Regions from separate parts of the Mus musculus genome. Here region 2 is linked to region 1. The links are chromatin loops, found by intact Hi-C in ENCODE. Cell type or tissue: left cerebral cortex. All regions are shown on one strand. Each heading gives the region's core, and the rest is flanking DNA. Links, peaks and the distances in the headings are about the cores only. Region 1 holds the start of Rps27 (ribosomal protein S27). Region 2 overlaps Nup210l (nucleoporin 210-like).

Evidence for each region. Peaks named below come from ENCODE experiments on the same cell type or tissue, not always from the same donor. Only the 100,000 strongest peaks of a DNase experiment are listed, where the experiment ranks them.
Region 2: a loop joins it to region 1, with 2.0 times the contacts of the local background. A loop is called at or near these places in 1 of 42 quality-filtered maps.

Annotation. Positions count from the first base shown.
Region 1 is chr3:90,204,631-90,220,634 of GRCm38, forward strand. Nup210l (nucleoporin 210-like) reads left to right here. Exons shown (of 40, transcript NM_029937.2): 37 at 2,653-2,854; 38 at 5,724-5,828; 39 at 7,126-7,200; 40 at 7,287-7,521. The coding sequence ends at 7,387. It overlaps Rps27 (ribosomal protein S27), which reads right to left and starts at 9,018. Exons shown (of 4, transcript NM_027015.4): 1 at 8,980-9,018; 2 at 8,563-8,671; 3 at 8,304-8,414; 4 at 8,037-8,123. The coding sequence starts at 8,985. The coding sequence ends at 8,095. It also overlaps a transcript of Rab13 not described here. In left cerebral cortex, for the core only: a CTCF peak has its summit at 11,418 (motif pointing right); DNase peaks (open chromatin) are centred at 9,080, 9,525 and 11,449; H3K4me3 peaks cover 3,195 bases; H3K27ac peaks cover 1,517 bases.
Region 2 is chr3:90,105,854-90,121,857 of GRCm38, forward strand. Nup210l (nucleoporin 210-like) reads left to right here. Exons shown (of 40, transcript NM_029937.2): 2 at 1,046-1,182; 3 at 9,202-9,333; 4 at 12,680-12,773; 5 at 14,014-14,164. Among named protein-coding and RNA genes, the nearest start is that of Nup210l, 9.7 kb to the left of the region's middle. In left cerebral cortex, for the core only: a CTCF peak has its summit at 8,757 (motif pointing left); DNase peaks (open chromatin) are centred at 6,114, 7,164, 7,549, 8,469 and 1 more place; H3K27ac peaks cover 476 bases.

The DNA.
Region 1 (16,004 bases), core at 5,377-13,376:
GTTCTGGGTAACCTACTATTGGAGCTGGAGAAATTGCTCAGCAGTTAGGAACACAGGCTGTTCTTGAAGAGGGCCTGAGTTTGGTTTCTAGAAATCACACCATAAGGGCTTACAATCTCCATTTCAGGGAACCTGATGCCCTCTTCTGGCCTCTTTGAGCACCTTGTACGCGTACAAGCACACATACAGACATACAAATAAACTTTTTAAGCTGCTATTAGAGAATCTTTAAAATACTTTGAGATAAGTTTTTATTAAAGATTTATTTTATGCATGAGTACACTGTAGCTGTACAGATGGTTGTGAGCCTTCATGTGGTTGCTGGAAATTGATTTTAGTACCTCTGCTTGCTCTGGTCAGCCCGCTCACTCCGGTCAACCCTGCTTGCTCAGGCCCAAAGATTTATTATTATAAATAAGTACACTATAGCTGTCTTCAGACACACCAGAAGAGGGCGTCAGATCTCATTACGGATGGTTGTGAGCCACCATGTGGTGGTTGCTGTAATTTGAACTCAGGACCTTTGGAAGAGCAGTCATAATAATGCTGCTTTTGTTTTTTAATAAATTTAATGTACATTAGTGTTTTGCCTGTGTATATGTCTGTGTGAAGGTGTCAGAACCCCTGAAACTGGAGTTATAGTTTGCTGCCATCTGGGTGCTGGGAATTCAACCTGGAAAGCAGCTAGTGCTCTTAGCTGCTGAGTCATCTCAATAGCCATATAAATGGCTTTTTGTTTGGTTTTTTTGAGACAAGGTTTCTCTGTATAGCCCTGGCTGTGTCCTGGAACTCACTCTGTAGACCAGGCTGGCCTCAAACTCAGAAATCCGCCTGCCTCTGCTTTCCAAGTGCTGGGATTAAAGGCATGCACCACCACTGCCCGGCATAAATGCTACTTTAAAAACAATCTTTAGACTTCCAGTCTAAAAGCATGTTTGGTGTCATGAGCCTATAAATCTTAGCACCCAAGAGGATAGTAAAGCAGGACTGCTGGGAGATCCAGACCAGCCCGGGCTACATAAAACCAACTCCAAAAACATTCCCACTTTAAAACTACAGTCCTTGTGATATAGTACATCCCTAGCACCCTACCTAGTGCTAGTCCCAGCACTCAGAAGTAGAGGCAAAAGAATCAGAAGCCCAGAGTTAGTTACCCCTAGCTTCAAAGGAAATTCAAAGACTTATATAGCCTGGGCTATATAAAATGTTCTAGCCTTTTAGCTTGCATCATTTTATTCTTTTGTATACATTAAAGTTTTTCTCAATCGCTCGTGTGTGTTGTTGTGTGTGTGTGTGCCGTTTGTTGTTTGAAACAAGATTTGTGTATGTAACCTTGCCTGTCTGAGAACTCAAGAGATCCTCTTGCCTGTCCCTCACCCACCACCTCTCTCTCTCTCTCTCTCTCTCTCTCTCTCTCACGCTGGGATTAAAGGTGTGTGTGTGTGTGTTCACATTCTCAGCTCACCACATTTTAAGACAAGGAATATCCCTGGCTGCCCTGGAATTAACACATGTACCGCCCTCTACTCTAGACTATGGAGATCAAATGCCACCTCCACCCTATTTTTTCTTAAAACATTATGTATTTGTGTATGAGTACATAGGCATGTGTGTGGAGACCAGAAGAGGGTCTGGGTGTCCTTGTCTATTACCTCCAGCTATATTTTCTTTCTAAACATGTTTTATTACATTTTTATTTATGCCACACAGAACATACTGAGGTCAGAGAATAATTTGGTAGGAGTCATTTTTCTTTGTCATGTGAGTCTTTGAACTCATATCCTCGGGCTTGGAGCAGGGCGTGGTGGTTTACGCCTGTAATCCCAGCACTTGGGAGGCAAAGGCAGGTGGATTTCTGAGTTGCTTTGTTACCTAAGTGATGGGATGTAAACCCCAGTCCTTATGACTTTTTAGCCACTGGGTCTTCTCTCCAGCCCCCCTTCACCGTGTTTTTATTGAGACAGGATCTTCTTCCTGGAGCTTGCTATGTGCTATGCAGGCCAGGCTGGCCCCGAACTCCTTTTTGCGTCGAGTGGTAGGATTAAAGGCGTGCACTAAGATGCCACCTTGCTTTATGAGCTGGCTTCACTGAACCTGGAGCCTGCTTCAGGGATCCTCCTGTCTGGGCCTCCCAAGAGCTAGCTTTTATTTCAAGCATGGCTTCTCTGCCTTGCCCTGGCTGTCTGAACTTACCATGTCCTTACTTCAAACTGCCTGTCTCTGCTGAGACGTGCATGCTCCGTGACTATCTCAGTCTGCTTGTTTTTTTTTTGTTGTTGTTGTTTTTTTTTTGGTTTTTTGAGACAGGGTTTCTCTTTATAGCTCTGGCTGTCCTGGAGCTCACTTTGTAGACCAGGCTGGCCTCGAACTCAGAAATCCACCTGCCTCTGCCTCCCGAGTGCTGGGATCAAAGGCGTGCACCACCAGAAGTCTACATCAGTCTGCTTGTTAAATAAGTGATGGGGATTTAATACATGTCCTCATGCTTGCAAAGCAAGAACTGTTCTGTCCCTGTCCCTTTTTAACTACATCCACAGTGGTGAAAAAGCGAATGACTTACTGGCTGGCTAGCTGAATCTTGAAAATTCTTGTACTAACAGAGACAACACTAATTTGTCTTCTTTGAAACAAGTATTTTCTCTTTCCTCCAAGGTCTTCCACAGCTCCCCCTTTCTAGCAGTGTCTGGCTATAAGCACTCAATGCTCACGACAGGCCTAACTGTCTACCTAGTAAGAATAGTCAACTTCACTGCCTTCCAGCAGATGTCATCACCCGCTTTCATTAATGTTTCCTGTGCACTGACCAATCAACAAGAAGCTGTGATAGTCAGAGCAAAAGATGCATCTGGTGCAGGTGAGCTCTGGGGTCGTTTTTGTTGTTTTTTTTTTTTTTTCGAGACAGGGTTTCTCTGTGTAGCCTTGGCTGTCCTGGAACTCATTCTGTGGACCAAGCTCCCCTTGAACTCTGAGATCCGCCTGTCTCTGCCTCCCAAGTGCTGGGATTAAAGGTGTCTGCCACCACGCCCGGCTTTCTGGGGACTTTTTAAGATTTATTTTATGTATGAGTATGTGATCTTCATGCACACTAGAAGGCATCAAATCCCACTACAGATGGTTGCGAACCACCATGTAATTGCTGGGAATTGAACTTAAGGACTTCTTTAAGAGCAGCCAGTGCTCTTAATCACAGAGCCATCTCTCCAGCCCCACTGGGAACGAATTTTAATCCACACGGGAAAGGAATGTATTCACAATGGGCCTTCTGCTCTAGAGGCTGAGTCTCACTAAGCGTTGGCCAGGCTAGAACTGAACTCACGCTCAGATCTCTGGCTCCCTAGTCTACACTGCTCTCCCTGGTTTTCATAAAGACAAGGTCTCACCCTGTACCTGCAGCTCCTTGTAGCCATGTTCCTAAGGACCTACACATCCCGAATGCTGCAACTTTAGGTATACAGTACTCAGACCTTTTTATCGTTATTGTGTATTCCAGGAGACGGACTTTAATTCCGAATGTAGGAAGGTAGGATGACCTTTGACTTCTCATCTTCCCCACTTTCATGATACAGGGCAGTCACTGTACCAACTGATCTACACTGTCAGCCTCAAATGTATTTTATACTTAGGCTGAGCACGGTGACCCTGGTGGCCCAAAGCTGTAACCCCAGCATTTGAAAGATAAAGAAGTATACAACTTACCAATGCAGCCTTGCCAGGTAGAAGCAGCTATAACATTCAACCCATCTTCAGCTCATTCATTAAGTCATGTGAGCTCATCTGATCCCCACCAAACATTAAAATGTCCAGAAATCAAGTGTTAGGTAGGTCACCAAACATGGGCTTAGGCAATGCTACAATATTCTGCTCAAATTTATTTGGTCCTTGACCCAGAAAATATTTATATAAACAGCAACATATGGTAAGAGGTAACTGTAGGGTTTGTTGTTCATGTGTGGGTATTCACACTGAGTGTGAATGGAAACAGTCAACCTTCAGTGTGCCATGCCTCAGGCACCTAGACTGGCAGTTTCTCACTGGCCTGGAAGTAGACAGGTTTGCCTCTGCCTAGGATCACAAGCAGGTATGCAATTGGAATGTAACAGGAACCACAAGGGCCTGTGGGTACATAACACTCCAGTCTTAGTTTGGCAGGGGGTGGCGTATGCCTTTAATCCCAGCACCAGGGAGGCAAAGGCAGTTAGGCCTTAAACAAATCCAGCACACCAAGCATGTTGGCACATCCCTTTATCCCAGTACGCAGGAGGAAGAGACAGGCAGATCTGAATTCAAGGCCAGCCTGCTCTACAGAACAAGTGGAGGGCAGACAGATCTGTTTCACAGATAAACCCTGTCTCAAAAAAAAAAAAAAAAACCTTTGTCTGTAAAGTAATCCAGGTAGTATTTGCATAGTGTATGCAAAGCCCTGGGTACATGGCCTAGCAAGCACCTCAGATAACTGGCTAAAGTCTATGTCTATAATCCCAACACTTGAGGTAAGAGTCAAAAAGATCAAAATATCAAGGTCATTCCTGGCTGCATGGCAATCTAGCATGCAGCCAGGAATGTGTGTATGGAGGGGAGGGAGGGTACACACCACCTTACTGTAAAAGGTTCTCTAGACACAGCATGAAGATAAGGAACAGAGTCAGAACCTGAATCAGCAGGCTAGCAAGATGGCACTTGTCCTGTCTACCGACTAAGTCTAAGTCTAGAAAAGTCCTGACTTCCATGTATGTACCATGGTACCAGCATACAAATTAGAAATATAAACTAAATCTGCATAAAGCCACAAGTTTGAAGCTTCAAGTTGGTTTTTGTTTTTTTTTGGGGTTTTTTAAAAGTTTTTGTTTTTCGAGACAGGGTTTCTCTGTATAGCCCTGGCTGTCCTGGAACTCACTCTATAGACCAGGCTAGCCTCGAACTCAGAAATCCACCTGCCTCTACCTCTGGAGTGCTGGGATTAAAGGCGTGTGCCACCAGGCCCGGCGGGGCTTCAAGTTTACAAGTTTTCAAGCAGCAGACTTTGACTTGGGAGGACACAAGATTCTCACACTCCTGAACCAAAAAACAAAAGGACAAGATGATAAGGCCTCAATTTTCTTTTTTCAATATTTATTTAGGGCTGGAGAGATGGCTCACAACCATCTGTAATGGGATCTGAAGCCTTCTTCTGGTGAGTCTGAAGACAGTGACAGTGTATTCACATAATTTTTTTAAAAAATAAAGCAATCTTTTTTTTTCCACCCCTGCCCCTAAAGCAATCTTTTAAAATATTTAATGTAAGTACACTGTCTTCAGGCATACCAAAAAGGGGCATTGGACCCCATTACAGATGGTTGTGAGCCCCCATGTGGTTGCTGGGAATTGAACTCAGGACCTCTGGAAGAACAGTCAGTACTCTTAACTGCTGAGCCATCTCTCCAGCCAAAGCCTCAGTTTTCTAAGAGCTGCAATCTGAATTCCATTTGCAGGGCAGCAGGGGATCTGAGACAGTACCACTGTTAGTTGACACTGTCTTCTGATGTGAGATCCTCCCTGGTGTGGGGTCTCAGGGAAGCACCAGCACCACTAGTCCTCTGGTTTTCTCAGACAGGGTATGTGGACCTACCTATATGCTAGGATTACAGATGCATGCCAATATTCTTAAGCTTTTTAGGACATTTTCAAAGACATCTATTCTGGATGTTACTGTAATCATCCCATTATGTCCCATTACGGCAACGCAGATCACTGTGAAGACTCGGGTGTCTTCAAGAACTTCGTCGGTTCTTACCAGATCCTCCTGTTTACCCTCTTTGCTGTGCTGGCATCAACTTCTTTCATCTTTCTAGGTAAGGAGTATGCCTGTATACTCCTGCTTGCTTGCTTTGGAGACAGGGTTTTTTTTTTTTTTTTTTCTTTTGGTTTTTTTGAGACAGGGGTTCTCTGTGTAGCCCTGGCTGTCCTGGAACTCACTCTGTAGACCAGGCTGGCCTCAAACTCAGAAATCGTGCACCAACCACTGCCCGGCATGTGTATACTTCTGACTTTCAAAACCAAAGTTAAAAATTAGCTGTTTATCACAACTAATTCATGTCATGTAGATTAGATGTCAACTTTCAGGGTGTGGCACAGGCCTTTAATCCCAGCTTACAGAACAACCAAGGATACACACAAACTGTCTTGAAAAAATAGTATAGGCACTGGAGAGATGGCTCAGCAGTTAAGAGCACTGACTACTCTTCCAGAGGACCTGAGTTCAATTCCCAGCACCCACATGGCAGCCCACCTCTCTCTATAACTTCCAAGATCTAACACCCTCACATAGATGCATTAAACTAATGCACATAGAATAGCCAGTATCACTATTGCCCACACAGGTATTTTTAGCCAAAGGCTGTAAGAAAAATCCACCTAAGGGGAGCATTTGTATTCTCCAATAACTGGGAAGAAGCTGGATCCAGACCCTACCAGAATTATAAAAAATTCAAGCATTCAAGAGCATTTCCACTGAATCTACCTATGCATCTCATATAACCATCTCTGGATTACTTTTAACACCTACAGTACATGCTGCAAATATACTATAGCTGTTATACTATATTTGTACTGGTTAGGTAATTCTAAGTATCAGCATACAGGGCAGTTTAGAGGTAGACTAACTGAAAGCATTCCTTTTATACTAACACTTAAACCTCATTTTATTTAAAAACTTTTCTTACAGCCAGGTGTGGTGGCGTACGCCTTTAATCCCAGAATCCCAGCACTCAGAGGCAGGCAGATCTCTTGAGTTCGAGGCCAGCCTGGTCTACAGAGTGAGTTCCAGGACAGCCAGGGCTACAGAGAAACCCTGTCTGGAAAAAAACCAAAACAAAATAACAACAACAAAAAACCTTTTCTTACAATTACTTGCTTGGGTTAGGGAAGAAGGTAGCACAACCATGCCCTGACACAAGTGTGGGAGTCAAAGACAACTTGGGAAAAAACCTCCCTCTTCTACCATGTAGGTTTTGGGGACTTAAGACAGGCTTGTTGTTAAAGTCTGTTGGCTGGCCCTTAAATCTCACTTCTGAATGGACTGTAATCTTTGAGGCCTTTCCGCAAGCGCACAATCACATAAGCCCTTTTTGTGGCATTTCCTTTCTCCAGCACACAATGCCTTCCTGAACAAGGTTCAGACTATTCCAGTTGTTTATGTGCCAACAACAGGAACAACTCAGCCAGGTAAAGACCTGCCCTCACTCCGCAAGTTCAGATATGTCCGTCTCCAAGTTACCACCTTGATTGTCTCGCTTTTTTTTTTCTCCTAGGTTCTTACACGGCCACATGTTCCCCCCCTCACTTCCTGAGCTCACGGCCACCACTAGTGCAGAGTCGGCTACAACACTGGTTATGGAGTATAAAACACTAACCTAGTAGTCAGCGTCCCTCTAACTGTAGAGGACTGGAGATGCCTAATCCTGCACAAGTTTAGTAGCTAACTACAAAACTAAACCTCCAGATCAAGTTTGTAGTAAGTATAAATAAAAGCTCCTAGGTGGTTAAGTCACGTGTGTAAAGATTACATTTCTGAGGCTGGATTCCCGAAGCCCTCGGTGTCTGTCTGTTCCTAGCACCACAAAAACCGCAACAGCAGTACACACCTACAATGCCATCACTTGACAGGTATCCTGTCACATACACTTGAAGCTACCTAAGGCCATCTCAACAACACACAGAAAAACAGTAACCCTCTGCTTCTCAGGCACTGGGATTAAAGCAGCCTGGGTACCATTATCCCTAAATAAAGACAGTCCCCACTGTCACACACCTTTGTATGACACAATGTTTCCAATAACCATTGCTAAAAGTTACTACCAAAAAGACATAGAAGAGTAAGCCCAATTATACACTATCACCAGTTTTAAACCATGGTCTAAGATTTATACAGTGAATCTAGATAAAAATGCCCCCAATGGACTCTAGGTGTTTGGCCACTTACTTGACCCCAAAGGGACCACTCTTCTGTTTGCCCTGGGATATGTGAGGCACCACTTGCTACCAGTTAAACAAGACAAACATTATATATCCAAAACGTGTTTATTGGGAAGGTTCCCACTCATCTTCAATCAGGGGCTTTCAGTGCTGCTTCCTCCTGAAGGAGCATCCTGGAAGAAAAAGATGCAAACGTTACTTCTGCCTGCCACTGACCCTGCCTCATCTGCAGAGTGCTAAACCTTCCTAACAGGAGTGCAGCTGGCTTTACCAGCCGGAAGCCTTGCATTCTACTCAGCCTTTCACCTTAGGACCCCAAAGCCAAACAAAACCCCAACACTGAGACCACTCACCTTCTGTCAGCCTTGCTTTTCCACCTGTAGGCTGACAGAGGACAGTGGAGCAGCCAACACACAAGACTACCGTTTGTGCATGGCTAAAGACCGTGGTGATTTTATAGCATCCTGGGAAGAAAAAAAAAGAGAAGAAAAATGTTAACTTCTTTTATTCCTCTCCAAGTTACCACTTCTGAACTCGTAATAAAATCAAAAATTAAGTTACAACCATTAGTACAGTTTAGTTTTCCCGCACAGCTGAAAACCACTTCCTTACCTGGGCATTTCACGTCCATAAAGTAGGAATTGGGGCTCTGCACCAGGCGCTTTTTCTTGTGTTTCCTCTTCTCCTCTTCTGGAGAGGGATGAAGGAGATCCTTTGCGAGCTAAAAGGGGCAGAAATGCAAAGACTTAGAAGGTAATGGAGGAAAGAGATGATGGGAAAGAGCCCCCACTGGCACACACCGAGGAGAACTCGCCCCTCGCCGCCCCTGGTGTCTGCGTAGCTGGGCCGCCATCTTATCTCCTCTCCGCTCCCGTCTACGCGGCTGACCCGTGGGCCGCCGCGGCTCTGGTTACTGTCCTAAGAGACGCAGAGCGCACATGTGGACCCTGTAGGACCCGCAATTAGCGCAAGAGGACCGTGCGGACCCAAGAGCGAGTTCTCTGTCGAAACCTGGACCAAGGAACTCACAGGCATGTTCTCGTAGGGAGGTCGTCACCGCCGGAAAGGAGCGAAAGCGGAAATCCTGTTCCTTATATCTGATATGGGACAGGAAGTGACGAGCCGTGTTGCTTCGCCATCTTCGGAAGGTCTTCTACTCTGTTCGAATGCAACGGAATGCCCGTTGACTGCCATTTGTAGAAGGTCCGTAAAGGCTCCTCGCGTCGCGGGCGCGTAGCCATGGTGAGAGAGTTAGCTTCTATTTTGAGTTCAGAATTTAGCTGCTGTGGCGAGAAAAATGGATACTTTTTTCTCACGTAGTTTCCGACTACGCTTTGACAGCTGGAGTGTGATGGGAACATCACAGGTGAACACCAGCGAGAAGCTTTTATCCATGACATTTTTAGTTATTGATAGTCTTTACCATTTTCCAGTTGGTTTGATTTACGCTGATTAATAATTCTAGACGTAAATAGGTTTTTTTTTTTAAAAAATGAGATACCTGCTTGAAGCTGGGGGTGTACTACGCTGGTAGGTAGAGTGCGTGCTAAGAATGTGCAAAGCGTAAACTGGGCAGGGCGCAGTGGTGCTGTCAGTGGCTCAAGGCTGGAATCTCAGAACTTCAGAGGATGAAGCGGGAGGACGAGGAGTTCAAAATCATTCTAGGCACTGGGCTTCCTAGCAAGTTTGAGGTCTGAGTGGACTACAGGAGACCCTGTCTGAAAAAACAACAAAATCAAATCCTGTTCATATTTGCTCCACTGCAGCTAACCCTATTGTTTACCTTTATTGTTTTGTTGTTGCTGCTGTTTTCCAGTGCTAAAGATAGAGCCCGACTTTGTATTCTTACAATTCTTTACCTTTGAGGAATAAAATCAAATATCCTTACACCACTTGACACGTGCATTGCTTTTAAAGTGCTAATTAAAGGCCAGACGAGGTTGGTCACACCTTTATCACTGCATTCTGGCAAAGCATGGAAGAGACTGAGTTCTGGCCAGCCTGATCTAGCAAGTTGTAGGACAGCCAGAACTACAAGAGATGTCTCTAAAAACCAAATCAAAACAAAAAGTATGTTATTTAACTATGGAGCTGCTGTAACCATTACCACATTGTACAAATTTGTGTGTTTGCTGCTCAACACAGAGGCAGGTGGATCTCTGAATTCAAGTGTCTATAAATAAAATAATAAATAAATAGTCCATGCTTAAATGAATGCATGTTGATTTTGGATTTTGGCAATATACATGGCAGAGATATCTTGGGAAATAGATTCTAGGTTTAAAAATGAAATTCATGGCCAGGTGTGGTGGTGCACGCCTTTAATCCCAGCACCTGGGAGGCAGAGGCAGGCGGATTTCTGAGTTCAAGACCAGCCTGGTCTACAAAGCGAGTTCCGGGACAGCCAGGGCTACACAGAGAAACCCTGTCTCAAAAAAAAAAAAAAAAAAAAAAAAAGAAAGAAAGAAATTCATTCCTTTTCCTAGACTGAAAATAATTTCTTATAATACTTGTACATCTGCAATTTATCATGTGAGCAGAAGTATGAAAATGCAGGGGATGAGGGGGGAGGCAGGGACAGGGTTTCTCTGTGTAGCCTTGGCTGTCCTGGAGCTCACTCTGTAGACCAGTCTGGCCTTGAAATCAGAGATCCGCCTGCCTCTGCCTCCCGAGTGCTGACTCTAGTATGCCTGTACCACCAAGCTTTTTTGTTTGTTTTGAAGAAAGGGTCTTGGCCTCTGGCAGTAGTGGTGCACTCCTTTAATCCCATAACTTAGGAGGCAAGGCAGATCGGTGAATTTGAAGCCTCCCTGGTCTACAGAGAGAATTCCAGGACAGGCAGTCATCTACCCTAGTGGTTCTCAATCTTCCTTTTGCTTTAATACAGTTCCTCCATATTGTGGTTGCCCCAACCATAAAATTATTTCTGTTGCTACTTCATAACTGTAATTTTATTACTGTTGTAAATTGTAAGAATCCGTGTTTTCCAATGGTCTTCCATGACCCCTGTAAAAGGTCATTTGACGCCCCACAGGTGGTCACGAAAACCTCTACAGTAGGTACACTGAGCTTCATCCTGAGCTCTTAGTCGTTTGTTTTCCTTATGTCCTGAGTATTCAATTCAGGGCATTAGGCTTGGTGGCAAATGCCTTTTTACACTCACTGAGCCATGCTACCAACTTCTCCCTGCATGCACCCCCACCTTTTGTTTTTGGTTGGTTAATTTTGCTTTTTTGCTTGAAGTTAGGGTCTCTCTCTACAGAGCCTTGGCTATCCTGGACCTCACTGTGTAGACTAGGCTAGCCTCAAACTCACAGAAATCCACCTGCCTTGGTCTCCTGAGAGCTGGAATCCAAGGTGCACACCACTGTGCCCAGCTTTTTTTTTTTTCCTCTTTTTTTTTTAAAGATTTATTTATTTTATGTATATGAATGCTCCATCTGTATGTACAACTACACGCCAGAAGAGGGCATCATCTCATTACAGATGGCTGTGAGCTACCATGTGATTGCTGGGAATTGAACTCAGGACCTCTGGAAGAGCAGCCAGTGCTCTTCACCATTGAGCCATTTCTCTAGCCCCCAGCTTTTCTTTTTAAAAGTCATTTTCATATATGTATATAATACACTCTGGTCACACCACACCACTGTCTCTCCACAATGCTCCTCAGAACTCCTTCCTTTCCCATCCTGTCTTTTGGTTTTGTTTTTTTGATGCCCTGAGTTTAACCACAGCTGCCACCAGGGGCATGGTGGTAAAGCTGTCCATTAGACTCAGGTAACTCACTGGTGGCTGACCACTAAAGACAATAACATCTACTCTCCAGAGACCCATCAACTACTAATATCAGTCAAAGGGCTGGTTGCTTATTCTTTTTTTTTTTTTTTTTTTTTTCTTCGAGACAGGGTTTCTCTGTGTAGCTCTGGCTGTCCTGGAACTCACTCTGTAGACCAGGCTGGCCTCGAACTCAGAAATCCACCTGCCTCTGCCTCCCAAGTGCTGGGATTAAAGGCGTGCGCCACCACGCCCGGCTTTTGGTTGCTTATTCTTATTACTTATTTGAGACAAGCTCCCACTATGTATACCTGGCTGGCCTGGAACTTGTTATGTAGGCCAAGCTATCCTGGAACTCCTAGAGATCCTTCTGCCTCTGGAGTGCTGAGTATCAGGTCATAAGGAAAACTCCCAGTTCCCCAGATTCCAGAAGGCAGGCCAGATACCCAGAAATAGGCTCAACCCGGAATGTATGTTGAGGGATTTCTGGTGGCTAGTTAAAAGCCAGCATTCCTCAGGAAGTTGTAAAACTGGTTCCCTACCAAAAAGAGTCATTTCCCTTACCTCTGGCAAAAGGGACATGGGCTGCCTATTGGACCTCTCAGGATATCAGTTCAAGCTGGCCTCCAGGCTCTCACCATCACAAGTATGCATTGCACAAGTCCACACGCACCCTAGCCTTTCCCACCTCCTCCTCCACCCTAAACTCCCTCCAGCTCTGGGCTTCCCTTCCCCAACTACTCATCCTTCTTAGGCCAGGCTATGCTCACTTCTCTCTGTCTCCTGCTAGTCTCCCCTCTCTCACAGATAGCCTTGGCCATGTTTGCTCTACTTCTTTCTCTTTTTGCTTTGGACTCTTCCCAATGCTTCTGGCTGCTTTCTCTCATATCTACAGTAAAGACTTTCCCCTTAACCATTCCATGGAGCTGTCGTGTCAGTTTATACACTGGGTTTAAAGGTGTGTGCTATATAACACTCTCCACCTCACCCCAACATAGATTTTGACAGGATCCATTCTAGTTTCTTCTGTTGCTGTGATAAACATCCTAGCCAAAAGCAACTTGGTGAGGAAATGGAATTATCTGGCTTATAGGTTACAGTCCATTATTGAGGGAACTAAAGGCAGAAATTGAAACAGAAGCCAAGGAATACCACTGCCTTACTCCCAGGCTCACATTCAGCTCCTTATACAGCAGCCCCACCTGTCCAGGTATGGTAGCTCCCATATATAGGGCTAGGCTCTCTGACCTCAATTAGCAATAGAGAAATGCCTGGGGCTGGAGAGAGATGTCTCTGAGGTTAGCATCACTGGCTGCTCTTCCCTACTAGGGTAGGGGTTTGATTCTTAGCACCTACATAGTGGCTAGCAACCATGAAGGTTCACAACTGTCTGTAATCTGTAACTCCAGTTTCAGAAGATCCAACACCACCTTCTGGCCTCCCAAGGACACCTGGCATGTATATGCTACACGTACAAGCATGCACGGGCAAAATACACACACATACACACACACACACACACACACACACAGAGAGAGAGAGAGAGAGAGAGAGAGAGAGAGAGAGATCCTGTCTAAATGTTTTAAAAATAATAATAAAGAAAATTCCCCCATAGATAAGTCTACAGGCCAATCCAATGGTGATAATTCCTCAAGTTTCCTCCTCCCAGGTATGTCAAGTTGGCAACCAAGATTAGCAATCACAAGGTCTCCTGGTTGGCTTGCAACTCCCAACCAAGAGTAGGCTGACCTTAGTCATGCTTCTGTCTGACTTTCATTTTGCTTCTGTCTCCCGTGTGCTGGGACTGCAAATCCACCCTACCTGGACATCAGTGTGAGTTAGAGGTCAGGATTAGTCACTGAGGAAAACCAGAAAAGATTCAAGTCTGTGCTATAGCTTGAAATGCAATGAGCCCTGAGGGAATAAATAGAAGGGAATTGAAGCTCAATAGAATAGTACTTTGCCTAGTGTGCACAAAGCTCTGGGTTTGACCAATTCCCAACACCATTGAAAAAATAGAATAGTCAGATTGGTGTATTGAAGCAGGCACAGTGGTACCCGTGGATGCTGGTAGTTCTAGCTACTGAAGGGCTGAGTCCACATGATTACATGAGCCTCAAATTTGAGACTGATCTGGGCAATACAGACAGACCTTGCCTCAAATTAATGGTGAGATGGCTCTGGAGAAGTTTAGTTAAGCATCCTTCAGCATGTCCTCTGACTGCCACACTTTCACCATGGCATGGGTTGTTGGCAGTTCCTCTACGCTCCACCCCACAGTTACCTGGCAATAGCCAGGTGTGCCTGACTCAATATAAAAGGGGCTGCTTGCCCCCTCCTCACTCTCTTGCTCTCTCTTCTTGCTCTTGTTCCCTTACCCTCTTCTTCCTCTCTCCCCATTCCACTCCCCCCTCTCCATGTGCTCATGGCTTGCCTCTACTCTTCTACTTTCTCTCTCTCTCTCTCTCTCTCTCTCTCTCTCTCTCTCTCTCTCTCTCTCTCTCTCTCTCTCTCCCCTTAAGCTCCCTCCCAATACCCTGAATAAACTCTGTTCTATACTATACCATCGCATGGTGTGGCTGGTACCTCAGGGGGAAGGGATGCCTCAGCATGGGCTGGCAGAGGTACTCCCCTCCACCCACACCTTACTGCGTCTCCACAAAACATATCTCTGGTCTCTTTCTTTTTATAAAACACAACATTATGTGTGTGTACACATACAAATAAATGTAATGAATTAATTAATTAATAAAATAAACTGAATAGTTATTTGTGTGTGGTAGTTAATATGGATTGTCAACTTGACAGGATCTAGCATCACCTAGGTATCCAATGGCTGGCCATGTCTGGAGGAAAGTTCTAGATTGGATTATTTGAGGTGGGAAAAGCCTACCTGACAATGAGGACCACCATTCACTCTCCCGAATAAAAAAGGAGAGTGAGGTGAGCACCAGCATTCGTCTCTCTCCTTGAGTTTGGATGGAAAGCGACCAGATGCCCCATGCTCCTCCTGTCATGACAGAACTGCCTTCTGTAAGCCTCTCTCATAAGTTGTTTTGTCAAGTATTTTGTGTGTGTGTGTTGGGGGGGGGGGGAGTAACTGATACATTGTATTTGTGAGAGGACAAATGGAAACATAGATTATGGCAAACATAATGTAACAAATAAAGGGCTGGTGAGATGCCTCAGCGGGTAAGAGCACCCAACTGTTCTTCCAAAGGTCCTGAGTTCAAATCCCAGCAACCACATGGTGGTTCACAACCATCCATAAGGAGATCTGACTCCCTCTTCTGGAGTGTCTGAAGACAGCTACAGTGTACTTACATATAATAAATAAATAAATCTTTAAAAACAAACAAACAAACAAATAAAGACACTTTCCCACAGCCAGGACTCATCTGTTAGAAAAGCCTTTTCCTTTTTCCTTTTTTTTTTTTTTTTTTTTTTTTTTTGTTTTTTTCGAGACAGGGTTTCTCTGTATAGCCCTGGCTGTCCTGGAACTCACTTTGTAAACCAGGCTGGCCTCAAACTCAGAAATCGGCCTGCCTCTGCCTCTGCCTCCCAAGTGCTGGGATTAAAGGCATGCGCCACCACGCCCGGCTCTTTCTTTTTCTAACGGGACTGGAAAGATGATAAGAGCTGGCTGCTCTTGTAGTGGATCTGGGTTCAGTTCCCAGCAGGCACATGACAGCACCTCTAGACACTCCAGTTTCAGGGGATCGTTGCTGTCTTGTAGCCTCTGCAGGCATGCTAGTCATATAGTGAATAAACACATGTAGGCAAAACACTCGCTATAAAGAAAGTAAGTAAATAAAGATGAAAAGCTGGGCATGGTGGCTCCACAGTACTAATCTTCATACTTGAGGGGTAGAGGCAATAGGATTACCAGGCCTTGGGGTGCAGGTTGTGCTACTGAATTCAAGGCTCGCTCCAGATTGTGACTCGGCTCTGTGTGTTTTGAGTGTAATTGATGAGGCTGATTTTTATCGTTTTAGTTCTTCACTGTGCTCCACCAGGGGGCAGATTGATCCACCATACTAACCTCCTAACCCGCTTCTTTTCAAAGGGAATTGGGATTCGTAGTCTTAAGTAATGCATTGTTGACAGAAAATCCTAGGACATTTATCATAAACTCAAAAGCCTTTGAATAGCGCCTCAGCTTTTTACCAATTTCCAGTTACCACCCCTATCTTCACCATTGGTAAAATTCTTTCCCTCTTCCCCTAATCTCTTTGAAATTCTTTCCAATTCGGTCAAAAGAGAGGAAAGACAGCTAGCCA
Region 2 (16,004 bases), core at 3,842-11,841, 100 kb before region 1:
TTTTGAGACAGGGTTTCTCTGTGCAACCCTAACTGTCCTGGAATTTGCACCATAGACCAGGCTGGCCTTGAATTCGGAGTTCTGCCTACCTCTGCCCTCAAAGTGGTAGGATTCAAGGTGTGAGCTACCATTGCCTGGCGTGAGTTCTTTCTTTCTTTCTTTCTTTCTTTCTTTCTTTCTTTCTTTCTTTCTTATCTTTCTTTCTTTTTTCCTTCCTTCCTTCCTTCCTTTCTTTCTTTCTTTCTTTCTTTCTTCCTTTCTTTCTTTCTTTTTTCTTCCTTCCTTCCTTTCCTTCTTTCCTTCTTTGGAATAGGTAGGTTTATTATTAATGTACCATTGGTAGACATAAAACCCAACAGCCCTCTGCCTCAACAAGGAAACTGAGAAAATATTAGCAAAAAGAGCCTACAGTAGGGAGTCAGAAACCCTATGACATGCCCTCTGCAGAGAGAGGTACCCAGAAAAGAGTGTGAAACTCTTCAAGGCTTCCAAAATTTTGGGGAGTCCAGGGTCATTTTGGTAGGTCTCCTTGGGTTCTTCCTGGTGGTCCCTTTTGGTGTCAAGTGGTAACTGTACATTTCCCAAGTCTTGTACAAGCAGTTTGTTAGCACTAATTCTTTTGGAAGAATTCAGCAAGTACTTCCACACTAACCCTTGGTTCAGCTTTGATCTGTGGGCCTTAGACAACTGCTTAAGCTCTGTCTCACGCCCTTTCTTGAAGAACCAAATCCTGATATCTCCTTTTGTCAGTTTGAGTGCAGTAGCCAAGGCCTCCAGAGTCTTCTTGTTAGGGTTGGGTTCTGTCTTGTGAGTCCTATTTTAAACATCGTGGGAGAATTACATTTTAGATCTTTGCACAAGTGATCATTGGGAAGTGGTTCTTGTCATTCTCCAGTTTTAATTCTTGTGTCATCTAACAGTGGTTCTGTAGAGTATCCTCAGGCATTCCTGCTGGTATGTAACATGGAAGAACTATAGACTCCACTTGCCTGTGTTGCCTGAACCATGTATTTATTTCATGCTCTAAACCATGTTGTCTTGGCAGGCATTCCACTCATCATGATGCAGTTACCATTCAGCCTTTATATGAAAATGGTACCTCGTGCTCCCAAAGAGCTGTTCTTGTTGCTGAATCCACCCAACCGATACGCCTCAGCAGCATCATTCTTGCTCGAGAAGTGGGTATGTTATGGAATTTGACTCATTGGTTCCTGTGGCCATTGTTCCTTGACACAGAGTCTCACTATGTAGCCATGACTTTCCTAGAATTCACTATGTAGACCAGGCTGACCTCTCCCACTGGAGTGTTAGGATTAAAAGTGTGTATCACCATGACCAGGCATTAATTTGCAATTTTGAGACAGGGTCTTCCTAGCACTGGTATACACTGTTTAACCCAGGTTGGCCTTGAACTCACAGAAATACTCATGCATTAACCTCCTGGGTGCCGAGATTAAAGATGTGCATCACAGCGGGCAGTGGTGGTGTATGCCTTTAATCCCAGCACTCAGGAGGCAGAGGCAGGCAGATTTCTGAGTTTGAGGCCAGCCTGGTCTACAAAGTGAGTTCCAGGACATCCAGAGCTACACAGAGGAACCCTGTCTCAAAAAAACAAAACAAAACAAAACAAAACAAAACAAAACAAAACAAAACAAAAACTTTTTGAGTCAGATAATGTTTTGTATAAATGATTAACACAAATGATTTTAGCGTCAAGTGTTAAGAACTTTGTAAAAAAATGATTTCTGATATAAATTATAATTCTGTGGACCAGTGAGATGGCTCAGTAGGTAATGGTGCTTGCTGCCAAGCCTGACAATCTGAGGCAGAAGAACCAAATCTCTCCACATATGCACTGTGGCATATGTACGTGTGCATACACACACACACACACACACACACACACACACACACACACACTGCATATACCTTCAAAACTTGATGCCATAATTTTGCCATCCTATTTATTTTTTGTTTTGTTTTGAGTGTTTGATTATTTCTGAGACAGGGTCTCATGTAAAGTAGACCAGCTTTCTCCCAAACTCTTGGAAATCCATCTGCTCTGCCTCCCAGTGACTGGGATTAAAGACCTGTACCACCATGCTTAACCTAAAAAACACTTTTTGTTACATTCATTAGTGTGTGGAGAGGCAGTGTATACTCATGTGGGGGCTAGAAGACAATGTTTAGGAGTTGGTTCTTGTCCCTCCCGTGGGGGTCCCCAGAACTGAACTCAGATACTCAGGTTTGGGGCAGGGCAGCCACTTTTACTTGCTCCTCCCAGGCTCCTCTAATTGTGCTGTGCTGTGCTTGTGTGTGTGTGTGTGTGTGGTTTTTTTTTTTTTTTCCATTTATTTATTTATTTATTTATTTATTTATTTTTTCGAGACAGGGTTTCTCTGTGTAGCCCTGGCTGTCCTGGAACTCACTTTGTAGACCAGGCTGGCCTCGAACTCAGAAATCCGCCTGCCTCTGCCTCCCAAGTGCTGGGATTAAAGGCGTGCGCCACCACGCCCGGCGTGTGTGTGGTTTTTGTATTTTTGTTTTAATTTTTATTTTTGAGACAGGGTCTCACTGTGTAGCCATGGCTAGCCATAAACTTCTGTTGTAGATCAGGCTGGCCTCAAATTCACAAAGATTTTCCTGCCTCTGCCTTCCAAGTGCTGGAATTGAAGGCATGCACTGTTAAACCTGGGGTTTTTTGTTGTTTGTTTGATTTTAATTTTCGTTTTATTTATCCATTTGTTTATTTTTGATACAGGATCTCTCTCTTTAAAGATTTATTTATTTATTTCATGTGTGTGAGTACACTGTCACTGTCTTTAGAGACACGAGAAGAGGGCATCAGATCCCATTATGAGCCACCATGTGGTTGCTGGGATTTGAACTCAGGACGTCTGGAAGAGCAGTCAATGCTCTTAATCACCGAGCCATCTCTCCAGCCTGAGACAGGGTCTCTTAATGTAGGCTGGCCTTGAAATTCTGGTGATCCTCCTATCTCAGCTTTTAAGTGCCAAGATTATATACTACATAGTGTGTGTGTGTGTGTGTGTGTGTGTGTGTGTGTGTTGTATACATGCTCATGTGGAGGCCAGCGCTTAGCTTTTGGTGTCTTTTTCAGTTGCTCTTCATCTACTTTTTGGGGCAGGGTCTCCCCTTGAATCTGGAACTCAGTGTTTAGGATCGGCTGCCTGTCTGGTGAGGCCCTAGGATCTGTTTATCTTCACTCCCCTAGCCCTGGGGTTACAGAGGTGTGCCACACCATACCTGATTTTTATGTGTATTCTGGGGATCCAAACTCAGCCTTCATGTTTGTGTGCCAAACATTTTGCTCACTGAGCCATCTCTGTAGATGGTCTCCCATAGCTCAGGCTATCCTGGAACTCACTGTATAGTTGAAGCTGGCTTTGAAGTCTTCATTGTTTTGCTTCCACTGTCTGGATGCTGAAGATTCAGGAGTGTACCACTACAACTGACATCTCAATAACTTTTGACATTTAAAGTGTCAACGTTGGGAAGCCAGGCTTAGTGGTGTGGGCCTGTACCCCAGCCACTTGGGAATTAGAGGCTGGAAGATCATGGATTCAAGGGAAGTCTGGGCTATTCAGTCTTTTTTGGGGGATGGGGGTTATTCAGTCTTAAAATGAAAAAGAGAGTTAGGGATACAGGTATATAGGTCAGTGGCAAAGAACTAGCATGTGCGAGGCCCAGCGCTACAAGTAAATAAACAGTGTTGGTCAGGCATCCCTCAATTTGGATTTATCTGATGGGGTTCTCCTGGTTAGCTTGGTTAGTTTTGGGGGGAAGCGGAAGTGAAGAGTCTTTGCTTTGCATTGTGTACCAAAGTGTGCAATGTTAGCACTTGATCCAGACCGGTGTCTGTGACGTTCCTCTTTCCCCGTTCCTTTAGACTAGTCATGGAAAGGGGCCACTGAATCCAGCCCTGTAGGCCAAGGAGAAAGATCTAAGCTTCACCATGGAGGGAGAATTGTCAAAGAGCTTGTGATAATGTATTAAGTACCACAGAAGCTAGTAAATATTTGGGAAAGATACTTTGATATGTCCTGACACTCCTTAAAGTTTTGCCCACTAATGTTAACACATATCAATGAGTTTTAAAGAAAGATTTTTATTTATTTTTATGTCTATGTTAGTTTCAATGAGAAGAGTATCCAGGGGGTCATATATTTGAATACTTGGCCCTCAGTTGGTGGAAATTTTTGGAAAGGATTAGGAGGCGTGACCTTGTTGGATGACGTGTGTCAAAGTTAGGGTTTCCATTGCCGAGAAGACACACCATGACCAAGGCAACTCTTGTAAAGATCAACATTTAATTGGGGCTGGTTCAGAGGTTCAGTCCATTAACATTATGTCTGGAAGCATGGCAGCATCCAGGCAGACACGGTGCTGGAGAGGGAGCCAAGAGTTCTAAATCTTGATCCAAAAGCAGCCAGGAAACATGTTTTCATTTTGTTTTTGTTTTTGTTTGGTTTGGTTTGGTTTGGTTTGGTTTGGTTTGGTTTGGTTTGGTTTGGTTTGGTTTTTTTCAAGACAGGGTTTCTCTGTATAGCCCTGGCTGTCCTCAAACTCAGAAATCTGCCTGCCTCTGCCTCCCAAGTGCTGGGATTAAAGGTGTGAGCCACCACGCCCGGCTTCCTCTCTGTCCTTGTGCAAGTTGGGCATATCCTATCTCTGACTCATTCTGTCAGATCTTCTTCTGATTTGTCTTTTTGTCTGCCTCTCAACTAGACTTCATTTTTAAACATGGGTGCTTCCTTCTACAAACTAACTTTATTACTTTCATTGTTTAGGATTAAAAGTGTGTACTAGGGGCCTGGAGAGATGGCTTACCAGTTAAGAACACTGACTAATAATCTTCCAGAGGTTCTGAGTAAAATTCCCAGCAACTCCATGGTGACTCACAACTGTCTGTAATGAAACCCAACACCCTCTGCTGGTGTCTCTTCAGACAGCAACAGGGCACTTACATAAAACAAACAAACAAAAGTTTGTACTAAGGGCATGTCTGTATTCCAGCCAGAGTAGCCATATTGCTCTATTAAAATCCCTCTACAGGATTCTGCTATTTCAGGACAGAAGTTATAATACATTCTGTTTGTCCTGGTTAGCTTTAACTATCAGCTTGACAGCCTAGAGTCACGTGAGGAGGGAATCTCAGTTGAAAAATTGCCTATATTAGATTGTCTTGTCTGTGGGGAATTTTCTTGGTTGTTAATTGCTGTATGAGTGTCCAGACCATTGTGGGCATCACCATTCCCTGGGCAAATGGTCCTAGCCTGTATATGAGCCTTCAGTTGAGCCAACAGTCAATGTTCCTCCATGACTTTCCATGACTTCTGGTTCAAATTTCTGTTTTCAATGATGGACTGTAGTCTATAAGTTGGAAAAAGTTTTTTCTGCACTTTAATTGCTTTTGATCTTGGTGCTTGTCAGAGCAATAGAAAGAAAAACAATAGTTTGGTAATTCATATCTTCTATTTATGGTATCCTGTGTCCTTTGGGTAGGCCCTTAGTCTTGGCTTTTTTTTTTTTTTTTTGGGTTTTCGAGACAGGGTTTCTCTGTGTAGCCCTGGCTGTCCTGGAACTCACTCTGTAGACCAGTCTGGCCTCGAACTCAGAAATCCGCCTGCCTTTGCCTCCCAAGTGCTGGGATTAAAGGAGTGCGCCACCACCATCCGGCTTGGCATTTTTTATAGTACTCCCTTACCTTTTTTTTTTTTTTCTTTCTCTTTCTCTTTTTCTTTTCTTTTTTTTTTTTTTTAAGATAATGTCTCATGTATCTTAGTCTGGCCTCTGATTCACTGTATAGCTAAGCATAACTTTAAACTTCTGATCCTTTTGCCTCCACAATTCTGGGGTTACAAATATGCACCACCCTTCTGTGTTTGTATAGTTCTGGGGTTCAAACCCAGGACTTCCTCTATGGTAGTCAAAACACTCCACCAACTAAGCTGTGGCCCTGGTATAGTACTTCTTGCTTTTGAGCTCTAGAGTTATATTTAGAAAGCAAGATCTAGATACTAGTGTGCTTGTTGCTAAGGGAGTGTCCTAGTTTCTTTTAGCAGACAGAGCTAAGAAAGAAACATGCACACGTCAGTCTATGTCTTCACACATCTCTACATTTATTTCTGTGTCTAGCTGCATATATACATATATATACACATATACATATACATATGAACTCACAGTCATAGCTTTAACTCTAACGTGGGCTCATTCTATTCTAGACTCCTTTTCTTTGCTCTCAGAAAGACAGATGTGTGTTGGTGAGATAGCTCGGTGAGTAAAGGCACTTGTCATGAAACCTGATGACCTAAGTGTGATCTCTGGAACCTAGGTAAAGGTGGAAGGAGTGAACAGAGCCACAAAATTGTCAACTAACATCCACATGCCTGCCATGGCATGTACACATGCATGTGCGTACCCTCGCGCACACAGAGAGAGAGAGAGAGAGATAGTCTGACTTTTATTATCTATAATGTATTCTCTTATTTTTTTGACCATAATATACATAAAAAGCAGTTTCAGGGATGGAGAGGTGACTCAGAGGCTAAAGCTCTTCAGAGGACCACGATTCAATGTCCAGCACCTACAGGGTGTTTCTTTCTTTCTATCTTTTTTTCCCCAAAGATTTATTTATTATTATAAATAAGTACATTATAGCTGTCTTTAGACACACCAGAAGAGGGCATCAGATCTCATTTCAGGTGGTTGTGAGCCACCATGTGGTTGCTGGGATTTGAACTCAGGACCTTTAGAAGGTAGTCATTGCTCTTACCGCTGAGCTATCTCATTAGCCCCCACAGGGTGTTTCAAAACCTTCCATAACTCCAGTTCCATGAGATCTTTGCCAGGTCTCAAAAAACATTGCAAACACATGGTACACAGGTAAAACACCTTTGTACATAAAACTTTTTGTTGTTGTTGTTGTTGTTGTTGTGTTTTTTGAGACAGGGTTTCTCTGTATAGCTCTGGCTGTCCTGAAACTCACTCTGTAGACCAGACTGGCCTCGAACTCAGAAATCTGCCTGCCTCTGCCTCCCGAGTGCTGGGATTAACATGTGTGCCACCACGCCCAGCTCACATAAAACATTTTTAAAAGCAGTTTCAGGAGCCAGACATTGGTGGTGCATGCCTTTAATCCCAGCACTCATGAGTCAGAGGCAGACAGATCTCTGAGTCTGAGGCCAGCCTGGTCTATAGAGTGAGTTCCAGGACAACCAGGACTACACAGAGAAATTCTGTCTCAACAAACAAACAAAAACAACCCTCCCCGCACCAAAAAGCAAACAAACAAACAAACAAAAAAACTAAACAAAGTACTTTTAGGATGATTAATTCAAACACTTTTTGCACTGAGGTATTAGTATATTACCAGATCTGCCTGTTTCTATTTCCCTGGCTGCTGTTAAATTCAGTTCTTAATGCCTCTTGTGAACAGAACGATACTGTTTCCTGAAATAAAAATGTATTTCTAGGCATGGCATAGGGTGCAGAACCAAGACTGTGTCTCAAAAACCTAACACATACGAGGATACGCTTGAGTTCACAGCCTGCCGGAGCCACACAGTGAACAAAGCAATTAAACACAAAACAGCTAATCAGAGTCTAAGAAAAAACAAACAAGCAAACAAACAATCAAACAAACAGAAAACCCAATCCAGGTGGCCTGTCAGGATGGCTCAGTGGGTAAAGGTGTTTTTTGCCAAGCCTGTCGCTTGAATTTTGTCTCTTGGCAGCACATGAGGAAAGGAAAGTATCACTCCTTCCAGTTACCCTCCAATATCCACACACAAGTTAGAAGCCCATTAATACAATTAACATATAGCTGCCACCATTTTTCTTTTCTAAATAAATAATTTGGAAAAAATGCCTATTAACCTTATTTTATAGAAGATAAAAAATATTGACACTTAAAACGACAAGGAATAAAGTAAATCCTTGGAAAGTGACACACAGCTCTGGGTTTTGTTTTGTGTGTGTGTGAGGGGTTGGGGAAGAGGGAGAGGGGGAGGGGGGAGAGGAGGGAGAGGAGGGGGAGAGGAGGGGAAGAGGAGGGAGAGGAGGGGGAGAGGAGGGGGAGAGGGGGGAGGTGGGGGAGGTAGGTGGGAGATAGGGGGAGAGAGAGGAGGAGAGGGAGAGGGAGAAGGAGGAGAGGGAGAGGGAGGAGAGGGAAAGAGAGAGGGAGGAGATGGGGGAGGGAGGAGAGGGAAAGGGAGGAGAGGGAGAAGTGGAGGGGGAGGAGGGGGAGGAGAGGGACGGGGAGAGGGAGAGGGACAGAGACGGAGACAGAGATGGAGATGGAGATGGAGATGGAGATGGAGATGGAGATGGAGACAAGGTCTTTCTCTATAGCAACCCAGGCTGGCTGACTAAGCAGCAGTCTTTCTTCCTTCCTTGGCCTCTATGATGCCAGGATTACAGGATTTTGCCGCTGCTAACAGCTTAGTCTTGCAGGCATTTTTTGCATTGGTTGGGAACTTGGCCTACAAGAACTGTCATCATATAATTCTGCTAGGGAATCAGGGATGTGCCTAACACAGATAACCATCTCTCGAGCCCCGGAACCAACCAACTCTTAAAGCTCCTCTTTGACCTTGACAAAACAAGAGCACCAGCTCTTCTTTCAGAGGACTCTTTTTTTTTTTTTTTTTTTTTTCCAGCATCCACTTGGCAAGTCACAACCACCTATAACCCTAGATGCAGGGGATCCAATGCCACCCTCTGGCCTTCTTGGGCACTGCATGAACATAGTACCATCTTAGGAGGCAGGGGTTTCTTTTGTTTCTGAGACAGAGTTTCTCTACATAGGTCTGGCTGCAGACTTTTTTTTCTTTTCTTTTTTTTTTAAAGATTTATTTATTTATTTATTTATTTATTTATTTATTTATTTATTGTATATGAGTACACTAGCTGTTTCCAGACACACCAGAAGAGGGCATCAGATCCCCTGCATCTAGGATTATAGGTGATTGTGAGCCACCATGTGGCTGCTGGGAACTGAACTCAGGACCTCTGGAAGAGCAGTCAGTGCTCTTAACCTCTGAGTGATCTCTCCAGCCCTGAACTTTTTCTTTTTTTTTTAAAATAACCTCTAAACTCTTGAGTATTTGTGACATTTAATAGATTGGTGGTGGCCGTCTAGTTAAAAGGGCACCCATTTTTTTTGCTCCTTTGCAGTGACGGACCATGAGCTACGCTGTGATGTAAAGGTCGATGTGATAGACAACATTGAAATTGTATCTCGAACCCGGGAGCTGTATGTGGACGATGCACCGCTGGAGCTTATGGTGAGGGCCCTGGATTCTAAAGGTAAGGGGCTGGGGGCGACTTGAGTAAGCAGTGCCTGACATGGAGTGTTGTTCCTTCACGTTGAGCGTTCAGAAACAGGAACTGTGTGATGGTAACAGACCTTAAATGTGACTTGTGTTCTTCTCATTTGGGGCTCACGTCCGGAGCAGGTTGGCAGTGCAGAACATGCTTCAGTGTACTGTTAGGGTCCAAGAATGGAGGAAGGAAGACCTCAGACTCCAATGATACACGAAGGCAAAGAGCATTTACTCTGCAGAAATTACCAGCATGCAGGGGTCAAACAAAATGGCAACGACTCGAGGGGCTTGCAGGCCACTTTTTATGCAGGGCTGGGGGAATTTTCCAGAAGGATTAGGTAACCTCTAATATGATTGGTAGGAAGCAAAACAGTGACATTAGTATCATTTTGATTGGCTACTATGTCAGTTTCATTGTAATTGCTGAGGCCTTGAAGAATCTTGGACGCCAGCTCTGTTCTGACCTTTTTTATTTCCTCCACTTAGGTTTCCCAGAAGCTGACTCAGCTCCAGATGTAGCCTCCCTAAGTCAGGGCCGTCACTGACTAAAGGCCCCTTGTCAGTGGCTCCCTCTGAGGAGTCCAGTCTGTTACCCAGGGAATGGGTTTCTGGATCTCTCTGTATTAGCTGCCTTTTTGCAAAATACTGCTGCTGTTATTTCTTGTTATTTCTGGACTACGAAAGAAATTAGTATGTATGGGTGGGGTCTGTATATCCCCCAGTGCATATAGAAGTCACAGTATAACTTGTGGGAGCCAGTTCTCTCCTTCTACTATGTGGGAAGGCTCAAACTCAGGTCCTCAGACTTCCAGCCATCTTACCAGCACTGTCTGTCTGTCTGTCTGTCTGCTTGTTTGTTTGTTTGAGGCAGGGCTCACTGTGTAGCTCTGGCTGTCCTGGAACTCACTCTGTAAACCAGGCTGGCCTCGAACTCACAGAGATCAGCCTACCTCTGCTTCCTGAGTGCCAAGTACCACCAAGAATGGCTGAGCTTTTTCTAAGTATTGAAATTTTGCCACCAAGCTTCTATTCCCGGCCCCTAGATCAACAATTAAGGATATTAATTTAATTTAATTAAGGACATGCTTTTGTTATAGTATTCATTTTAAATTTTTTTTAAAGATTTATTTATTTATTATATGTAAGTACACTGTAGCTGTCTTCAGACACTCCAGAAGAGGGAGTCAGATCTTGTTACGGATGGTTGTGAGCCACCATGTGGTTGCTGGGATTTGAACTCCGGACCTTCGGAAGAGCAGTCGGGTGCTCTTACCCACTGAGCCATCTCACCAGCCCCCATTTTAAATTTTTTAGACTCACTGATTTTATTTTATATGTGTGGGTGTTTGCATCTTTGTATATGCACCACATGTATAGCTTGTGCTTGCGGTCAGAAGAGGGTGGATCCCCTGGAGGTACAGCTAATCGTGAACCATCACGTGGATGCTGAGAACCAAAAGGAGCCCCAGGTCCTCAGCAAGAGCAACAAGTACACGAAGGCATCTATCTCTCCACCCCTGCTTTGGTGTTTTATGGTTTTGGCTTTGGTACTGGGGAATTGAACCAGGGCCTCCTGCATCCTCAACAGTCCATTTTCTTCCAGTGAGCCACAACCCAGTCCCTTAGCTCTGCTGTGACCAGTCTACTTCCTGTCTGCCAAGGTGATTAAAAGTCACTATAGTTTGGCTGGAGGGATGTTGTGCCAGGTTTCTTCCCAGCACCCATATGGTGGCTCACAACCATCTATAACTCAGGTGCCAGGGGCTTTGATGCTCTCTTCTGGCCTCCAGTGACACTTCACACAGATATACTTAGACACTACAGATAAAATACACACATAAAATAAGATAAATAAATTTAAAATAAATATATAAAGAAGTTTAATAATTTTAAGACTTTTCTTTTCTTTGGGGGGGAGATTTCAATATAGGGTCTTTCTGTATAAGTCTGGCTGTCCTGGAATTTGCTCTGTTGACCAGGCTGGCCTTAAACTCACAGAGATACATCGGCCCTGCCTCCTGAGTGCTGGGATTGAAGGTGTGCACCACTGCTGCCAAGCGATTAAGTCTTTCTTTCTTTCTTTCTTTCTTCCTTCCTATTTATTTATTTATTTATTTATTGCTGCCAAGCGATTAAGTCTTTCTTTCTATTTATTTATTTATTTATTTATTTATTTATTTATTTATTTATTTATTTATTGCTGCCAAGCGATTAAGTCTTTCTTTCTTTCTTTCTTTCTTTCTTTCTTTCTTTCTTTCTTTCTTTCTGTTTATTTATTTATTTATTTATTTATTTATTATATGTAAGTACACTTTAGCTGTCTTCAGACACTCCAGAAGAGGGCATCAGATTTCATTACAGATGGTTGTGAGCCACCATGTGGTTGCTGGGATTTGAACTCAGGACCTTTGGAAGAGCAGTCGGCTCTCTTAACCTCTGAGCCATCTCACCAGCCCGATTAAGTCTTTCTTGAGGGTAACTTTATGTTGCTTTAGATATACTATATTACTGCTGTAAAGTGCTATTACAGTTACTACTTTATTTGTAAATTACTTGGTAAACAGGCTTTGAAAGTTTCCTTACGGTGCTGTCTGTGTGTGCATGTGTATCTGCCCTGGCATGCATATGGGGGTCAGAGGGCAACTTCCCTTCCGTCTTTGTGAGACAGAGCTCAGACATCAGGCTCACCCCGGGGAGTGCCTGTACTCATGGAGTGACCTCACTAGCCCAAGACTACTGGGCTAGTTTCTAAGAGTTGAAAAAGTTTTGGAGTCTAGTTGTCATGGCAGTGTGTGTGGAAGGAGCTAGGGTTAAGTATGCCCGTCAACCATGAGGTACCTGGTAGGTGGCCTCGAAGCGAAGGAGCAGGGAGACTAGAGAACCTCCGCCAGCCAGCAGTGGGTCCACGCTGTACTTTACAAGCCTGCTCCCCATGGGTCCTTTCTACTGTAGAAAGCCTTTTGGAGTTGGGCAATGACTGTACGCGCCTTTAATCCCAGCACTCAAGAAGCCGAGGCAGGTGGATCTCTTGATTTCAAGGCTAGCCCGGTCACCAAAAAAAAAAAAAAAAAAAAAAAAACCAAAAAAAAAAAAACCAAAAAACACCAAAAAACAAAACAAAAACCCCTGAAAAACCCTGTTGGGAATGGGATGTGGGTAAGGATCATTCCAATCTGCGTGTTTTAGTGGATTAAAAAAAAAAGTGCTGTTATTTGTTACAGAAAAATACCTAAAGTGATTTTTTTTAGCTCGTTTCTTTTCTTTTTGGAGCTACTTGGATGTTTTGGGATGTGTGATTCTATCCTGTCTGCCTTTGGCTTGCTTTCCAGGAAACACTTTCAGCACTCTGGCAGGCATGGTGTTTGAGTGGAGTATTGCCCAGGACAATGAGTCATCGAGAGAAGAGCTGTCTAGCAAAATTAGGTAAAGCATAAAAGCCCAAGGTAGTGTCCCCGGGCGCACACTGGACAGCAGCAGCCATCCGTGTGCAGCAAGGTAGTGTCCTTGGGCGGCACACTGGACAGCAGCAGCCATCCGTGTGCAGCAAGGTAGTGTCCTTGGGCGGCACACTGGACAGCAGCAGCCATCCGTGTGCAGCTTGATAATCCTACTGTCCAGGATTATTTTCTTTTTACCATTTTTTTCTTTTCTTTTCTTTTTGATTTTTTTTTTAAATAGATACATTCACTATGGCAAATGCCATACACAGGAGATAAATATTGGAACCTTCATGAGAGTTAATAACCTCTGTTGGAGAATCTGTGAGATTAGGCTGTCTGCTCATCCTGAAATAGAATAAGATAATTAGCCAGGTGTGTGGGAAAACACCTTTTTTTTTTTGTTTTGGTTTGGTTTGGTTATTTTTTTGTTTGTTTTTCGAGACAGGGTTTCTCTCTGTAGCCCTGGCTATCCTGGAACTCACTTTGTAGACCAGGCTGGCCTCGAACTCAGAAATCCGCCTGCCTCTGCCTCCCAAGTGCTGGGATTAAAGGCGTGCGCCACCACTGCCCGGCTGGAACTGTCTTTAAATAAAATAAAAACAACAAAAGGATTCTGTTTTCAGTACTAAAGAACAGATAACAGACAGCCTAAACTGTATCCCATAGCAGTCTTAACCACAGGCTAGACCTTCTGGAAATCAGAAATTAAAAAAGCTTAATCCATGGCTGAGGGTGGTGGCACATAACTTTAATTCTAGCACTCAGCAGGCAGAGGCAGGCAGTTGTCTGGGTCCAGCCTGATCTACAAAGTGAGTTCCAGGCCTGCCTGGAACTATGCAGAGAAACTCTACCTCAAGAAACAAACAAGACAGACAAACAAAACAAAAAGAGAGAAAGGAAGGATGGAAGGGAGGAAGAGAGAGACAGAGAGAGAGAGGCAGAGAGAGAGAGAGAAACCAGAAAAACCCTCAATCCAGGCTGGCACAGGATTCTAGAAGTGGGGGTCAAGGTGGAGCTGAAGCAGGGGGATTCAGAGTGAACTTCTGCTACGTTATTAGCAAGTTCAAGTTAGAGCCCAGCCTGGGTTACATAAGGCACTGTTTCAGAAAGCACACAAGCAAGCAACGGTATTTTGGAGCTGTCTACAGGGATGGGCTTTATAGAGACTAAAGTTTAGAAGACTGTTAATCCTACCAGAGACAAATCTTCCTTTGGTTCTCTAGGATTCTGAAGTACTCGGAAGCCGAGTATTCGCCCCCTGACTATATAATTGAGATGGAAAAACAGGAGAGACAAGGAGACGTGATTTTGGTATCTGGGATGAGAACTGGGGCTGCTGTTGTAAAAGTCCGAATTTATGAGCCATTCTACAAGGTAAACAGTCTGTGCTAGAAACAGCCGTCTGAGGTCTTGCAATGGGGAATATAGTAGAGGCCTCTAGCTGCTATTATTTGGGCCAATGGTAGATCGTTTACTTGAAAAAGTCATTTCATGCCTGTAGTGATGTCACATGCCTTTAATCCCAGCTTTCAGGAGGCAGGGGGAGGTGGATCTCTGAGTTCGAGGCCAGCCTGGTCTAGAGAATGAGTTCCAGGACAGCCAGGGCTACACAGAGAAACTCTGTCTAGAAACAAAACAAAACAAAACAAAACATAGTTGCCTATATAGCGAGTTTTAAGTCTGGGCACATGGTGAGAACCCATCTAAAACAAAAACAACAAAAGAAATGTATGCTCTGTCAACGCTCTGTCTTGCGTAAACAGGGGATGGGCAAGAACATCAGACCTGTGGGAAGGACTTGGAACACAGGGTGCTGGATCTTTCAGGAACCCCAGCTTTTGCCTATCTCACCTGCATTTGATTTGCTACTGCTTACCTTTAACTTCTTTTTTTTTTTTTTTTTTTTTTTACTGATGTTTCTTTTTTTTTTTTTTTCCATTTTTTATTAGGTATTTAACTCATTTACATTTCCAATGCTATACCAAAAGTCCCCCATATCCACCCACCCCCACTCCCCTGCCCACCCACTCCCCCTTTTTGGCCCTGGTGTTCCCCTGTACTGGGGCATATAAAGTTTGCAAGTCCAATGGGCCTCTCTTTCCAGTGATGGCCGACTAGGCCATCTTTTGATATATATGCAGCTAGAGTCAAGAGCTCCGGGGTACTGGTTAGTTCATAATGTTGTTCCACCTATAGGGTTGCAGATCCCTTTAGCTCCTTGGCTACTTTCTCTAGCTCCTCCATTGGGAGCCCTATGATCCATCCATTAGCTGACTGTGAGCATCCACTTCTGTGTTTGCTAGGCCCTGGTAACTTCTTTTTCTTTAAACCTCTGTTTTAAACATTTTTAAATGTATTTATTTATTTACTAGCTGCATCCATCTGTGGAATGCATGTGAGGCTCAGAGGGCAGTGTGGTGGAGTCACTCTACTCTCTCTGTCTACCTGGATGTGGGTTGAACCACCTACCTTATTTTTTGAGACAGCTCTATAACCTAATGATGATGGGTTAGTTGGGTTTTTTTGTTTTTTTGTTTTTTGTTTTTAAGACTTATTTATTTTATGTATGTGAGTACACTGTCGCTGTCTTCAGACGCACCAGAAGAGGGCATCAGATTTCATTACACATGGTTGTGAGCCACCATGTGGTTGCTGGGAATTGAACTCATGACCTCTTGGAAGAGCAGACGGTGCTCTTAACCACTGAGCCATCTCTCCAGCCCCAGATGGGTTAGTTTTAATAAAAGTTAGGACTGGAGACATGGCTTAGCAGTTAAAAGCACTGGCTTCTCTTCCAAAGGACACAGGTTTGATTCCCAGCACCCACATGGCAGCTCACAATCTCATTCTCAGGGGATCTAGCTTCTTCTTCTGGCTTCTGAAGGAAACAGGCACATACATGGTTCACAGACATCTGCATTAAAGAACTAAAATAAGTCTTAAACTCTTGAAGGAAGGAAAGAAAGGGAAAGGACAGGAAAGGAAAGGAAAGAAAAGAGAAAGGGTGGCTTGCTTTCTTATTTGCCACCTGTTTGCTCTAACCTGTACAGCAGGGCCTATCAGCTATGGGGGAGTGTAGAAGAAAGGAAGGGAAGAAAGGAGAGAGAAGGATAGTCATAGACGAAGCTGGAGCTGGAGACGGGGTGGGGTTTGGGGGTGGGGTGGGCAGCTGGAGAGCCTTTGATTGACAGAGTGCATCTCAGATGGTTTCATG